3 separate regions of the Homo sapiens genome follow, and all the other regions are linked to region 3. The links are chromatin loops, found by intact Hi-C in ENCODE. Cell type or tissue: IMR-90. All regions are shown on one strand.

Evidence for each region. Hi-C counts contacts between places; a loop is a spot of excess contacts. Peaks named below come from ENCODE experiments on the same cell type or tissue, not always from the same donor. Only the 100,000 strongest peaks of a DNase experiment are listed, where the experiment ranks them.
Region 1: it touches region 3 in a loop (12-fold over the local background); 5 of 110 quality-filtered maps call a loop at or near these places.
Region 2: a loop joins it to region 3, with 5 times the contacts of the local background. A loop is called at or near these places in 4 of 110 quality-filtered maps.

The regions. Positions count from the first base shown.
Region 1 is chr14:53,060,297-53,065,296 of GRCh38, forward strand. DDHD1 (DDHD domain containing 1) reads right to left here. Exons shown (of 13, transcript NM_001160148.2): 7 at 2,647-2,909; 8 at 830-905. Among named protein-coding and RNA genes, the nearest start is that of DDHD1, 91 kb to the right of the region's middle. In IMR-90, no CTCF peak of the experiment used is centred here; a DNase peak (open chromatin) is centred at 2,775.
Region 2 is chr14:53,040,798-53,045,797 of GRCh38, forward strand. DDHD1 (DDHD domain containing 1) reads right to left here. Exons shown (of 13, transcript NM_001160148.2): 13 at 1-5,000. Among named protein-coding and RNA genes, the nearest start is that of FERMT2, 92 kb to the left of the region's middle. In IMR-90, no CTCF peak of the experiment used is centred here; DNase peaks (open chromatin) are centred at 2,494 and 3,844; H3K4me3 peaks cover 223 bases; H3K27ac peaks cover 2,380 bases.
Region 3 is chr14:54,345,706-54,350,705 of GRCh38, forward strand. No RefSeq gene overlaps it. Among named protein-coding and RNA genes, the nearest start is that of CDKN3, 49 kb to the right of the region's middle. In IMR-90, a CTCF peak has its summit at 2,485 (motif pointing left); no DNase peak of the experiment used is centred here; H3K27ac peaks cover 178 bases.

The DNA of each region.
Region 1 (5,000 bases), 1.3 Mb before region 3:
CACCTCTGCCACATTTTCCTAAATCACTGCTTTCAACAGGTCATTCTAATACTTAAAAACCCTGCAAAGCTTCCCAATGCCTATATCAATGTAAGTTCCTTATTTCTAGCTATTCCTGCTCTCTCACTGCCTCCTTGTCCTGACTTCTGTATATTATAGCTAAACTAAGTTTGCTCACACAGCTCCAAGCTAACCTGTGCACCTCTGTCTTGTGCTTTTGTCATATATTGTTCATCCATTGAAATGTCAGCTTTCCATCCCTGGAATCATTACTCATATACTTCCTCTGATTTTTTTCTCACCACTGACCAACTAGGTGGTCATTAAGATTTCTTAATTCTAAATAGTAAATATTTCTCATCTGTCTCTATTTTTCTTTACCACTATTCTAGATTAGCTGATGTTTCTTGAGGTATATGAAGTTACAGCCCTCTATGCCTTTGTTTATGCCATTCCTCTTAAACAGAATAGCATCTCTCCTTTCTTTCACTTGGCAATATCTAATTTACTGAGACCAAGTACAAATATCACTCCTTTGTAAACTTTTGCAGGCAAAATTAGAACCTCCCTCTCCTGTACATATATTGTTCTGTATACTGATAATAGCATCAATAATACTGTGCCATATAACCTGAGGACTGGGGAACTGACTTGTCTATTCTTTTCTTTGTACAACCAGAAATGGCAGTGTCCAACATATAGTATATGTTGAATAAATATTTATTTTGAAAGAACAATAAACTTTCATTTGAATCCTAAAGGCATATTTCACATGACGTTAAAAAAAATACTGAGATCAATGTTGAAGAACACATTGCTCTTTCCTTACCTTAAATTTTAAGGCAGGTGTTTGTGTCATAGATGATGCTTTCAATCCGTGAAGCCGTTCTTCTATTTCCTTCAGCCTAAGAAGGGGTATGAGATTATATACACACACGTATTTATAATTTCATAAATATTAGATGCTTGCTAGCTTACTAAAGTATAAAGACGCAGATGATGGCCCACTATCCCTCACATTAATCCTGGTTGACAGTATTTAATAAATGTCTCTGCCACAGTACAGAAAGTATATAAAAATTTATGAAATAATTAGTAAAGTACCGCTAGTTGTCATGATACCTGCTGTTAACAGCTTTTTTGTAGTAAAATGTGAGTCATATACAAGCACATATACATCTTTTAAAAAATTATACCAAATGGTTAATACCATATATACTGTTCTCTCTTTTCTATACTTAAGAGTTTAGAGATCTTTTCATTTCATTGCCTCCTGACCTACTTCAATTTTTTTTTTGTAACAACTATGACTGTCCAAAATACAGGTGAACCATATAGTCTAACCCTTCTGTTGATGAACATCATTTTCAATTACAATGTTTCATAGCTACTTACATTTAGTAAACTATGGAATTAAGTTATTATTATCATTATTATTTTTTAAAAGCTATAGTTGGCCAGGCGCAGTAGCTTATGTCTGGAATCCCAGCACTTTGGGAGGCTCAGGTGGGTGGATCACTTAAGGTCAGGAGTTCAAGACCAGCCTGGCCAACATGGTGAAATCTCATCTCTACTAAAAATACAAAAATGAGCCGGGCGTGGTAGCAGTTGCCTGTAATCCCAGCTACTGGGGAGACAGGGGCAGGAGAATCACTTGAACCTGGAAGACAAGAGGTTGTAGTGAGCTGAGACCGTGCCACTGCACTCCAGCCTGGGCAACAGAGCAAGACTCCGTCTCCAAAAAAAAAAAAAAAAAAAAAAATTTGTTATTTTCCATGCTTTTTTTTTCTTTTTTTAAAGTTTTACTGGATTTATACATCTAAAATGCTGCTCCGAGTATTGCCAAACATGACATTTTATTTCAAACCTGTCAATTATTTTGACACTATAATATTTGTGTGTCTAGCCTATGGTACTTAATAAGATTCTAAATGAAATCCTTAGTTAACATCTGTAAGACAAAAACAAAACTAGTAAAAATTTTAGTCAATTAGCACATTTGTTTTAATATGCTAGTAAATTATCAAAATGAGTGATTTTTCATTTTTATATTAGAATTAATCATATAAAGAGAACAAAGAAGATAAGGCATGTAACTAGAGATGAAGATAGGAATGCAGCAAAGAATTAAAAGATAGTATCAGGAGGGCCACAAATGATTAAATAATAAAATCTTATAATTATATAACACATATAATTATGTTTATACATATAACATGTAAAAAAATATATTTGCTTAAAAAAAGCACTTAAAAATTATTTTCAGAATAATAAGAAAGGTAGAAACCCACCTCAAAAGGTCAGTAAAACTACAAAGGATTATAAACTGGTAAACATTTTCAATAAGGATTCTATGCAGTGACTAAGCTTGGAATAAGTTTTAAATTTCACTCCTAACAAACTGTGAAGAAACGATGAAAGGAAAACAAGGAGAATAACAAAAGAATTTATTTTATGCTACAGGAAAATGCATGTAATTAGCATGAAAATCAACAGTCTCCAGCTTGATTAGGCATGCTATATAGTAATCTTTGTATCTTGAACAATGCATTATTTCTTTATCATGAAATTCTTAGTTTTCTCGTAAGAGGTCCAGTAATTCCATAAAGACATTTAAAAATTTTTCAAAAGATGAGGATATTTTACCGTCGTTTAGTTATATAGAGTTCATCAAGAAGATGTCGTTCTTCATAGCTCATCCATCGTTCATCAGGCAACTCTTCTTCCTTTTGCAGCAACTGTTCATACAGCCGAACTGGATTCCAGCCAGTCATTATGTCATAAGTAATTACACATCCCAAGGAATGTGATACTATTGAGACTTTACCCCCTTTTTCTTCAAAGTCTGGATTCCGAGAACAGAAAAGGGAATACAATCGATTCAGCTCTTGCTGAAGGCCTTTAACTAGCTGTTTGAAATAAGAAAACATTATCATATTAGACTTGTCACTGACTACTATACACTTATTCTAAACTCAAATACATTAAGGTAGAAAAACATACATTACCGATCAAATATACCTAGGTTATTAAAATTAACTTAGGTCTTTCAAAATCTTGCAGGAATGAAGTAAGGTATACATACTATTATAATCCATATCATCACTAAGAACATAGGCAGATACTACCTACATAGATCCTTCTGTAGTCCTTAAACCAACTGTATAAGCCAGCAGTTCCATAGATTAAAAAAAAAAAAAACCAAAGTTCTATGCAAATACCAATAAGATTTTCAAAGACCCCCGCAAATTTCTTTTTTGTTGTAACTTACCCACATGCAATTCTAAATTTTTGTACCTTGTAGTTTTTAGTCAGTAAGTTTTAGAAAATGAGTATCTGGGCTTATGATAATAGGTATACTAACATATTATAAATTATTGTGCATTTAGATAGAGTAATGTAATAAAAGGCCACTGAATGATTGAAGAAAAAACAAAAGTTGATCTACTGGGTATTTCAAAGTTCCCACTAAGTTGGCAATACAGATATAAAAGTAAAAAGTTGTTTTCTATGTCTGGAAAGCAGGGCTATTTTAAGTTTAGAGGTTAATAATGTGGGGAGTATTTTCGTAATTTTTCTTTGTAAAAGTGCTTTCTTTGAAATTAAGCTTTAACAAATATTACTGAAATATTCCATAAAGTCAGAAGAATAAGGTTCTTTTGTTACTCAAACCCATCCTGGGCCCTGATCTGAGTTTTAAGGCAGTCTTCTTTCTTCCTACACTTTACAAACTACTGATTTAATGGCAATGTACATAAACATCTTCTAAGACATGGGTTTTAAGTAAAACTCTAATTAACATAGTTTCAGGAATATGCAGTGTGAAATACTACATGGCTCTGTCTGAAAGGAGCTATAATATGCTTTGGATTTGGCTTTGATAAGAATATCAACCAATCCTTAAAATTTCATTATTTTCCTGATTTACAATCTACATGAGGTAGGTACAGAGAAGGCTAATGTTTAGATAAAATAATTTCCTTTAAAAGCAACAGTTCTTAATCGTTTTTATTTTTGAAGACCTTGATTTTAAGACTTGTACCATGTAAATCTCAAAGCACTAAAAGATATATACTTTAGTACTCTGACAAAACATACCTAATCTTTTTGTTTTTATAAAATACCAGCTTACTCCCATATTAAAGTTTGTTAAAAAAGGAAATCACACTACCAGTAATTAACCTATTTCATATTCAAAAATTTTAAAACATCTCTCACTACACCAAATACTTCATTAGTTTGGCAATCATATATGGGTAAAAAAACAAGATCAAATTATCTAAGGCAGAGAAAGTCTATTTGATACTAAAATATTTCACTATGGAATGAGGCATAGCATGGACAGTTTCTGAAGACCTTGATGATGTCATCTGTTTTAATAATTATACACTTGAAGAGAAATGGCCTTTGTATTTCCTTATTAGAGCATATCTGGATTTGACAGCATTTTCTTTTTCTATTGCTTATGCATATATATGAGACATCTATGGTCAGACATTATGATTTTGAAAGCCAACTTTTTAAACAGCTTTGTACTACCTCTAAATGCTTCTGTATCTCATCCGCTCATCAGTGAAAGGAGAAATTCATTTCTATGTTGTATCCAACGAGTTTACTCTAATTGGAATTTTTTTTCCTTTTCCTTCTCCTTTCTGATCCAATTATATTCTCCTAATTAGGATCCCTTTGTGACCAAGTGTATTCATTTGGGACATCTCAGCCAAGATTAACAATATATACTGTGATCTTAACTTTATTATCTATTAGGTCTACAATATGATCTAATCAACTCAACGAACCTCTTACACAGTAAGCACTGGATAGCTTTTCAAAAGTTTAAAACAATTTCTAATTTCCATAACCACTGCTCAAGAGTTAAAATTTACGAAGGAAATGAACGTAAGGAGGAAAAACCCGGCAGTTTCAAGAGTTGAGTCCAAATACACAAAATATGGCTGAGGAATAGAGTTAGTCCTTTGTTCTCCCTGCTTCAAGAAATT
Region 2 (5,000 bases), 1.3 Mb before region 3:
CAGTCATTGACAACATTTAGTAGTGTTAGAGAGAGTGAACATAAGAAGTCATAGGAGCTGAAAGAAAGGAAACAAGGGTCTCAGGAGAGTTATGGTGCCAGCTGCTTCTGAGAAATGTCCCTATGAGCAAAAATTCTCCATCTTCTTACTGGCAAAGTTGGGATTATGGCAGCCTTAGAACCAGAAAATGGTTATAATTTTTTGTCATGAAGCTCAAAGGGAAACAAAAAGTTTGAGAGATCAAGCAGGGACCGCAGTGGGTGTGGGTACAGTCAAGGGAAGGTATGAGTGACGCTCCTAGATATTCAATGTCTTCCAGGAGAAAGCAGTAAAGGTCAAGTGTTAACATACTTGTTTTTCATCTTACTCCAACAGAAGACCAGATGTAATCTTCCTAAAGAATATTCCCCAACATATCCTGACAACTGTTGGGTGGGGAGGAAGCAAGTTGTACCATGTTACATATAAATGAAAAACCATAAGGTAGCAGACAATACTAAGCATGCACCCGCCCTTATACAAACACAAAGGCAGAGGAAAAGTTCACCCTAACAATCTGCCAATGGACTATTTTTGGGGAATGCACATACATACACACACACACCAAAAAACAAAACAAAACACAATAGTAAAAACTCTTCTCATAGTCTCCAAAAAGGATAGTACTTAAATTTTAAATTTCTGAGTTAACCTATGTTGGAACAGTTTTGGAGGTGACCTATTTGTCATGAATTGATAAAAGGCCCACATAAACACTATGGAAAGGAATGTTAAACATTAGTTAACACTGTGCAACTTGTTTCCTTAAGTTTGCATTTGTCACCAGAATAGAAAACTAACAAAATATTTCCTGGATATCTTATTTTTTTCTTGATTTTCTTTTTGTTGTTTTGTATTTCTTCTTCTTTTTCCTGGGTATTTTGAATCTGAGGCATAAACGGAAGTCTGTCCAGACCTGATAGGGTACTCTTATGAGAGTCTGGAAGAAAGAAGGGACCAACTGCTAACTCAAGCCTACGGCCATGTGTCAGATTAAAGCTTGCTGATGCTTTAATCTGAGCTTAAAGCATCAGATTACAGAGGTGTATGTGTGGAGGGGAGGTTGGGGGACAAAAACAAAGAGAGGCAGTTTCTGCCCTTTAGGAGTAGTTTCCTATCGATTAGGGGAAACAGTCTGGTATAAGACATGGTTGGGAATCAGGGGACTAGGTTCTAATTCTGACTGTCATTCATTGGCCATGTGATTGTATAGGGTGGAATCGGTCACTTACAAAATGAAGGAATCACATGAGGAGGTGAAACTGTAAAACGAAGGAATTAAATGTGATAGCATTTCTCTAGGTAAATGCCAAATTAAAAAATATGGTTAAATAAATTTGGAGGCCCCCACGCAGCACCAGATAGATTCACAGAGCATTTAGTGTAGCAAAGGCTCTCAAAGCCCTGCTGTAAGGGAGATTTTTGAATTTGTCAATTCCTAAACTTAGTTTCTGACATGACACCTGTTAATATTTGCAGAATATTATTGAGAAAAGAATGGTCTCTATGCCCCTTCCAGCTTTAAAATTCCATCATTAATATTTTTTTACTTTACCACTTCCCTCAGTTGTCACTGTATTTAGTTTTTCATGGAGTTTGCTGCCTTTCACTTCACTTTTCATGACCTTTACTGCTATTTAAATGCTGACATGATACTGTAACAGGGTTGGATTAAATGATCTCTAAAAATCTGTACAGACCCGGAAATTTTACAGTTCTTTGAAAACTATCACAAGCATCTACTGAAGACTGAAAGAGAAAGCATATAACCCAGGCTGTCACCAACTTAGCACTAACATTTACTAAATGAGACCTTTGAGATTCTTATGTTTTAAGTTCAGCCAGAGTACCATCAGATTCCTGGCAGAGGCTTGAGGCACAGGAATGACAGCGGAATACAGATAAGGGATAGAAAACTTTAGAATAGCTACAGAGGTCAACTAACCCAAACATAGTTTAGCAAAACTTAGTTTCTTTTTCTAGTATATGATTGCTACGTTCTTTTTTGCTCTGCCTTGATCTTTAATATTTTACGTGTTTTTAGAAGAGCAATTTTAATACATACACTCAAATTAGTTTTCTCGATTGTCCACATGCCTTACTCATTAATTAGCTGAGAAGATAGAAATACCAATCTAATGGATCAAAAAGAAATTTGTCTTCTACTACAGACTTTACAGGAAAATCTTTTGGCTTGATCTGACTCCACTGGAAGGGGCTCATGTACTATCACTGGAATGAACAGAGGCACTAGCTGTGATACGGTACTGACAATTTCTTTTCCTTTTGTCTACTGTCTAGGTGATGCAAAGCTGGAATATGGTGTGTTAAATTTTCTGCAGACTAGGATGCTTCAGCTCCCAATGAGAAAACAGAGAAAAAAGAGACTAAGGATGAATGTTTACATGTCTGAGGCCTTTAGCGTGAGTATTCAGCATGAAGCATGTTCAGTGTGAGTACTTCAAAAGATAACAGATGCCGTTTAACAGAAAGAAGTAAAACGTAAGATTCCTAAGGCTTGCTTCACATACAAAAGAGCAGTTATTAGAACATCCAGTGTGTGTGTGTGTGTGTGTGTGTGTGTGTAAATACATACTTTTTTTTTTTGGATACAGTGTCCAGCTCTGTCACCCAAGGTGGAGTGCAGTGGTGCAATCTTGGCTCACTGAAGCCTTGACCTCCCGGAATCATGCAGTCCTACCGACCTCAGCCTCCTGAGTAGCTGGGACCACAGGCGTCTGCCAACACACCCAGCTAATCTTTGCATTTTTTGTAGAGTCTGGGTTTCACCATGTTGTCCAGGTTGGTTTTCAACTCTTGGGCTCAAGTAATCTTCCCTGCTTGGCCTCCCAAAGTGCTGGGATTACAGGCATGAGCTGCCACACCTGGCCAAAATCCAGTATATTTTTAAATTATGTCCTAAAACACAGAAACACTGGATTATAAACAAGATTACTGTTGAAAAGAAAGTATGAACTAACATAAGGCCTTAGCAAGACTAATTTTAAAGTAAAAATAAAGCAAGATTTAATCTAAGTCTTATTCTAACGGTTAATAATTCTTGGGAAGCTAACTAAAGTTCAGTGATCTAATCAGTACTTGGGAGAATCATCATAGCATGTACACAAAATAGAGAATAAAATTTTAATGGTATCAAAAACAAAACTTTTTTTGGCCGATTTAGTACTTGCTGGAATAAAGTTGCAAAATGTTACTCAGTAACTGACTTAGCTTCTAATCAAGCCAGAATGACACACAGTCTGTATATTAATTAAGTATATACAAATACATCCAATGTTAACATGCACAGACATAGAAACAAGGATACTACAAAACCGAAATCACCATCTCTACTGATGAAAAATGAACTGAAAACAAAACATCCATCCAGTAGTCCAGAATATCTTATTTTTGAAAAGGTTTTGAATATTGCTCTTTCCAAGAATTCAAATAAACTCCAAATGGTTAAATTTGACTGTTTTCTCAACATGAAAAAAAGGAAGCAGACATATTCCTATGGCTATAGGAACATACCTTTTACTCAGTGATATCAAATTAAAAGGTCTGACATAATTTCACTCTTCTCAGGTAAAAAGGGCTCTTCATATTCTAGTGGTTAAGAATAAATCCCTTCAAGTTCTTATGCATTTGAGTGTCATACCACCTACAGCAACATACGCTCAAGTACCTTTAACGATACAGTCATATAGCATGAGTTTAATTTTCCTGAGAACTAAATTAGACCTACAAAATAAACAGGCTATGAAAATGACCTGAGTTCATAGGAATCTCTAAGTTAGAGATAATTTAGCTTTGCTAAGATTTCATCAAAAGCCTTTTATAGCAAGGGTTTCTTAGTGAGTCACATACTTGGTCATGGAGCCTTGGAATTTTTTTTAAACATTAAAAAGAAGTGCTTTATGTTGTTGTGCAAATTCAGCAAAAGGCCAAAACAGCCAACAGTACTGAAGCACTAAGTAAAACCTACAAGTAAGCCACAGATTCTACTATCTTATGAAGAAAGGAGGAGGTGAGAGATACAGCTGACCAACTTTGCTCCCAGTTTGACAATGATTATTGGGAAGCTAAGCAATTCCTTGCAAGTTAAGAAAAGACAGCACCTTAAGTGGAACCTAGTGGAAACCACTCAGAAGTGAGGGTTGTGTGCAACAGGGATGGCTACTGATCCCCTCTAGGTAACTCCTCTTTTGTGTGAGAATCCAAGAACATAGAAATCAAGCAGGGAAACACCGGCTTCATGGTCATTTCTCTGAATTATGAATTGCAACTTCTGTTATTATTGTTTGCAAACTACTAAAAGGTCACATGTGAATCAAGTCATTGAACAGCATATAAAAGAATATGGCCTGGCTTCAACCCAAGCTTTTCTTTTTTGTTTTTTAGAGACAGGGTCTGGCTCTGTCACCCAGGCTGGAGTGCATTGGTGTGATCAGAGCTCACTGCAGCTTTGAACTTCTGGGCTCGGGTGATCCTCCCACCTCAGCCTCTTGAGTAGCTGGGACTACAGGTGTACACCACTACAAGTGGCTAATTTTTGTCAGTTTTTGCAGAGAAGAGGGTCTCACTATGTTGCCCAAGCTGGTCTTGAAATCCTGGGCTCAAGAGATCCTCCCATCTTGGCCTCCCGAAGTGTTGGGATTACAGGCGTGAACCACGGTGACTAGCTCAATCCAAGCTTTTCTGATTTCTGATGTAATCTAATTCATGGCACTTTAAATGTTTTGGTGCCTTGGTGTATTAACATGTAACATGAGAACAAGATTTATTTACTTACCTCAAGAAGCTAGTACATGGGTTATTGAATGCACTCTTAAACTTTGAGCCCCTCAGATGAAAAGCACTGTGGAAACAATTACAGCTGAAGAAAACCCTTCCAATGCCTCAGAATCCTGACTTACTGTGCCTTGTGTCTCAATGGCACATTGAGAAACAATGTGCAC
Region 3 (5,000 bases):
TTAAATGAGTGGACTTTGAGTAAAGCAGAATGCCCTCCATAATATGGGTGGGCCTCATTCAATCAGCTGAAGGCCTAAATGGAACAAAAGACTGACCTTTCCTGAGCAAGTATAAATCCTGCAGCAGACAGCCTTCAGACTTGAACCACAGCACTGGCTCTTCCCAGGTTATCTAGCCTACTGGTCCACCCTGTAAATTTGGGACTTCCAGCTTCTGTAATCACATAAGCCAATTCTTCAAAAATCAATCTCTTTAAATATATATACACATATATATACACACATATATATACATATATATGAATATATATACATATATACACATATATACATATATACACACACATATACATATATACACATATATACATATATACACATATATATACATATATATACACATATATATATATACATATATATACACATATATATATAAAACATATCATGTATTAGTTATATTTCTCCAGAGAACTCTGACTAATACACATGGCTAAGCTGTTGAGATGTAGTTCTCCTGGGAGTCAACCCTCCTGCAGGAAACCAAGTTCTTCCAAGGGCCATCTGCTCTGGAAGCATGAGCTTCCATCTCATGCCTCTTCCTTTCATCCATGCGCAAAGACTTATACAGCCCCCTGGCATTCCCAGGACACCTTGCTGGTCACTTCCCAAACTAAAGGGCAGAAAAGAATCCCATATAACAAAAACTGTTGCTCAGCTGCTATACTAGGAACTCAAGGAAACATTTCTTTGTCTATGATGTCATCGTAAACAATCTTACCAGGAGCAATAATATTCATATGCCGCATGCAAACATCACACCGTCACTTCGTGCTAACACTTGACTGAAGTCTGAGAGGCTGAAGAAAGAGCAGAATAGTTAAGAGCATGAGCCCTGGAGGTCTAACTGCTGGGACTCCAGTCTCCACTCTGCCACAAACTAGCTGAGTAAAATGTGCCAATTCCCTTAACCTCAATTCTCTCATCTTTAAAATGGGATGCAATAATTATACCTATTTCACAGGACTGTAATAAAACCAAGTGGAAAAAATACAAGTGAAGCACATATCCCTGTGCCTGACATACGGCCCATGCTCTGTAAAGGTTACTGGTATTTATTGCTGCAGCAAGAAGCCCAGGCCTTAAAGAGTCTTCTACAAATGCACGCAGTACTCTGAAGAAGGTGATTAAATCAGTTATGACTCTGTGGGTTGCAAGTGAAAAGCAGAAAATCCTTCAAAAGATATAGAGCCCTCAAGAACTCTTGGAGGGCATGCTACCACAGACGAGTCTCTTCCACAGTAGCCCCAGAAGTGGTTGCACCACCACATAGATTGGATCCTATGGTGAAAGGCTGGGCTCACTTTAAGGCTGGGCAGACTGAATTGTGAAGAAACTCTGCGACTTATTCATAGATTGTGAGAATAAATGGTAAACAAGTAAATGAGCAAATACATCCATGCCAGGAAGGAAACAAACAGGGTGCTTTAACATTTAAAAAGAAGTGGGTGTGTCATACCCAGCACAGGCAATTCCATACAGACAAGACGGTAGATGAGTGGATGCCAGAGGCTGGGAGGAATGCGAGGTGGGCCGTGACTTCTTCATGGTATGAGGTTTCTTTTGGGGACAATGGAAATGTTCTGAAGTTAGATAGTGGTGATGGCCGTATAATATTGTGAATATACCGAAAACCATTGAATCGTACACTTTTAAATGGTGAATGTGGTGTTTTGTGAAATCTTATGTGAATTATATCACAATTAAATTTTTAATTAAAAAAGAAAAGCTGGCTGGGGCCGGGCCTATTTTAGATGAGGTAGTCAAAAAAGTTCCCTCCAAGGGGTTTCTATGACCAGAGGACTGAGAAATGGGAAGGAGCCAGCCTTTGGAAGATGCACGGAAGAGCTCACTGTGCAGATGGAAGAGCAAATGCAGATGCCACAGAGTGTGCCCCGCTTGGCAAGGTCCATGTGCTGTCCCAGATTCGGCCCCTGGGAAGGAAGAGAGAAAGAGAGCTTGAAGTGTAGGAAGAAGCTATATCCTAGAAGGCCTTGGTAGGGCACAGTAAGAAGTGGGGAGTTCATGCTAAATGAAATTGAAACCCACAGAAGGCTTTTCCGCAAAGGAGTGCCCACCCCACTTGCCATTTTTGGAAGATCGCTCCCAGCTCCCAGCACGCAAAGCACCCATTACCAAGTGGCAGGACCAACACAAGGTATGAGACATTGATGAGATTCATTCTCATTAGTTGGAAGCTTCTGCACTTTCAACAAAACTGTAACCAGGGGCTACGAATTAGATGATGAGCTTATTCTTAAGAAGACATGTTATAAAAGGTAATATGAAACAATATGGATTTCTTGTCTATTCCAAAAGGCACCTTCTCTCTTTCCCCATAAAATACTTGGTAATAAAAGGATACTCTGTCACCTCCCAGCTTCCTGGAGTGACAATGGCAATGCTGTCATTATTAAGTCAAGAGCGCCCTCTACAGTTATGAGTCTAGATTACAGCTTACTATTAGCCTCGAACAATGTCTACTTTTGTGAAAAATTACCATCCCCTCAGCTCATGCCATCCATGATAAGCTAGTCCCACCAACTCTTTCCTGAAAACTGAAGGAAAATATTCAAAGGAAGTGACATTGGCAGCTTTCTTGGATGACTGAAATGTCAACACAAATGTGTCGGCTCTTTGGAGTAACAGTCTCCATAGGCCAAAAGGAGGATGGTCGGGTGTATGTGTGTGTGTACAATATACATCTATCTACTCACTGCTAATCAATATTTGATCTCATTATGTAACTGGAAAAAGAGAACATGTGTTTGATCACTTTGTGATTATCAAAATACTTGATATCAAGTCGGTGAAAAGTACTTCAAAAATGTAGAAGTTTATTATCTTGCCATAAAATAATAGAACAAAGAGGCAAGGGACTGGCTTCCATTGGCCCAGTGACAGCAGCAGGAGGCTAGGAGAAGCTCAACCAACAGCTGAGCAGTAGTATGGACGGGTTGAAAAAGCAATTGATATTTGGGAGGAAGGCTTTGACCAAAAAAGTGGGGAGATGGATGGAACCATGAAAATCGCATGAAAAAGTGCGAGAAGCTTTTTTAAAAATTCCCCAGGAGAGGGATTTTAAAAAGAATACCCAGAGAGAGGCGCCTGTGAGCAGCTGGAGAGGACAGGGAGGACTATTTGTCTAGGAAATTAGAGCTGTTAGGCAGAGCTGAACTGCCTAGAGAATGGGAAATCATAATTTGTGAAACGCTTTTATTGCACCCCGCCATGGTGGATTCCTTGTCCCAAATATTCTTACGCAAAATTTATTCGGGAAGGAGAAAGAAAGGGCATGCGAGTTCAGAACCTGTCTCACGCCTCTAAAACTTCCAGGCCACCTTCAGTACAAAGAATGGGGGGAATGTCCGGGCGAGCCACGGGAGGCGTTGGGGAGAGGGGAAAACGGATTCCTTCCTGCCGTTCTGCTTCCACTGATTAATACAGCCATTAAAAAATGAAATCTGTTCCTTAGACAAAATATGGTGAAACATTCCTGCGCGCTCCATCCTTGAAACAGATTTCAGTATTGGCCTGTCTTCTCAGTGTTTGTTTTGGTTCCTTCAGCCCACGCTGGAGTCCATGGGTTTTTTCCTTCACTCATCATCTCGCCTCCTGCTGCTTCAGCCGAGAATGAAGTAATAATTCAGCAAGCTGTTCAGGACTTCCCATCAGCCCAACTGCACCGCGCCGTGTTTTGAGGGCTCAGGCATCCTTGAACTCCACGGCAGAGCAAGCCGCGGGAAGGAACTCACTCATGTTGGCTCCCTTGCCTCAATTAAGGCAGTTTAGGAAGCAAAGTGAGAGAAGCACTTTAAAAAGCACAAGAATATCTCCTCGTGGGTCCTCACTTGCATGTTCTTACGAAGCCGGATTGTTCGTAGCCTACTCTGCAATTTCAGAGTGGTGAGTGGCTCCAAAGCAGCTTACAAGGAAACATAACTGTCACAGAGGCTAAGAGATTGCTTAAAAATAAATTACTGATTCTCTTTTCCTGAGAGCAACCTGCTGTGACCTTTGGAAGGCTTCTTTTGGGTCTTCAATTTTGCATCTGCCTGAGCTAAAAGGGATTGCCAGAGTCCCACTGTTTGGTTTATGACCCAGCTCATCCCTGTCCCTTGGAGGACGTGAGGACATGAGCCTGGCATTAGTGCACACTGTAAATGTGTTTGTGCCCAGAACTCTCTAGAATAGAAAGGTTTCCAAGTACTTCACTATAATGACTTAGTCACAAATGAATTTTAATATGCTAGAAGAACATGAGTATTTTGGATGAAAAGCCAATCTTTTCGTCCCCCCTTTTAAAATAGAAAGAAGCATAGCATCTGAGCTCTGTGGAAGGGACCATCCAAAACTAATGAAATACCATCTTAACGTAAGCACCTAAAGCAAGCATGTGTGCGCCATGGGGGCCTCAGTCCTGGTGGTTTCCTGGAGAAGATTTCACATGAGAGAGAAAAAGCTTCTCTGTTCCCTGATGCAGTGTGGATATTTTTAAATGGACTTTATGCGTTTTTTGTTTATTTGGTTTGGTGCTGAAAAATTAGACAAGGCACTCAGCTCTCTTCACATGACTAAAGTTTGAACTTGTGCATAATGAGTGCAAAATAGTGTCTGAAAATAGCAAAGAACAGAAGAGTAAGATGATCAGCGGGAAGGGAGGCAGCACGTCATAGGGAAGGCAGCCAGTACTCTGAAAAGCAATCCAACAAATAATTAACTGGTTGAAAGCCAAGAGGACAGTATGATAACAGACACTGATAGACACTAATTATAAGTGCAGTACTGTGAAACATGAAGAAATGATATGGTTAACAATCCTAAAAATGTTACAATGGGCAATGTAAGATGAGCAAGGAAGCTACAAGGAACACTCTATCGTGTTATATTTTGGCTGCTAATTTCTAGCAATAACACATTTATAATGATATGCTATTAAC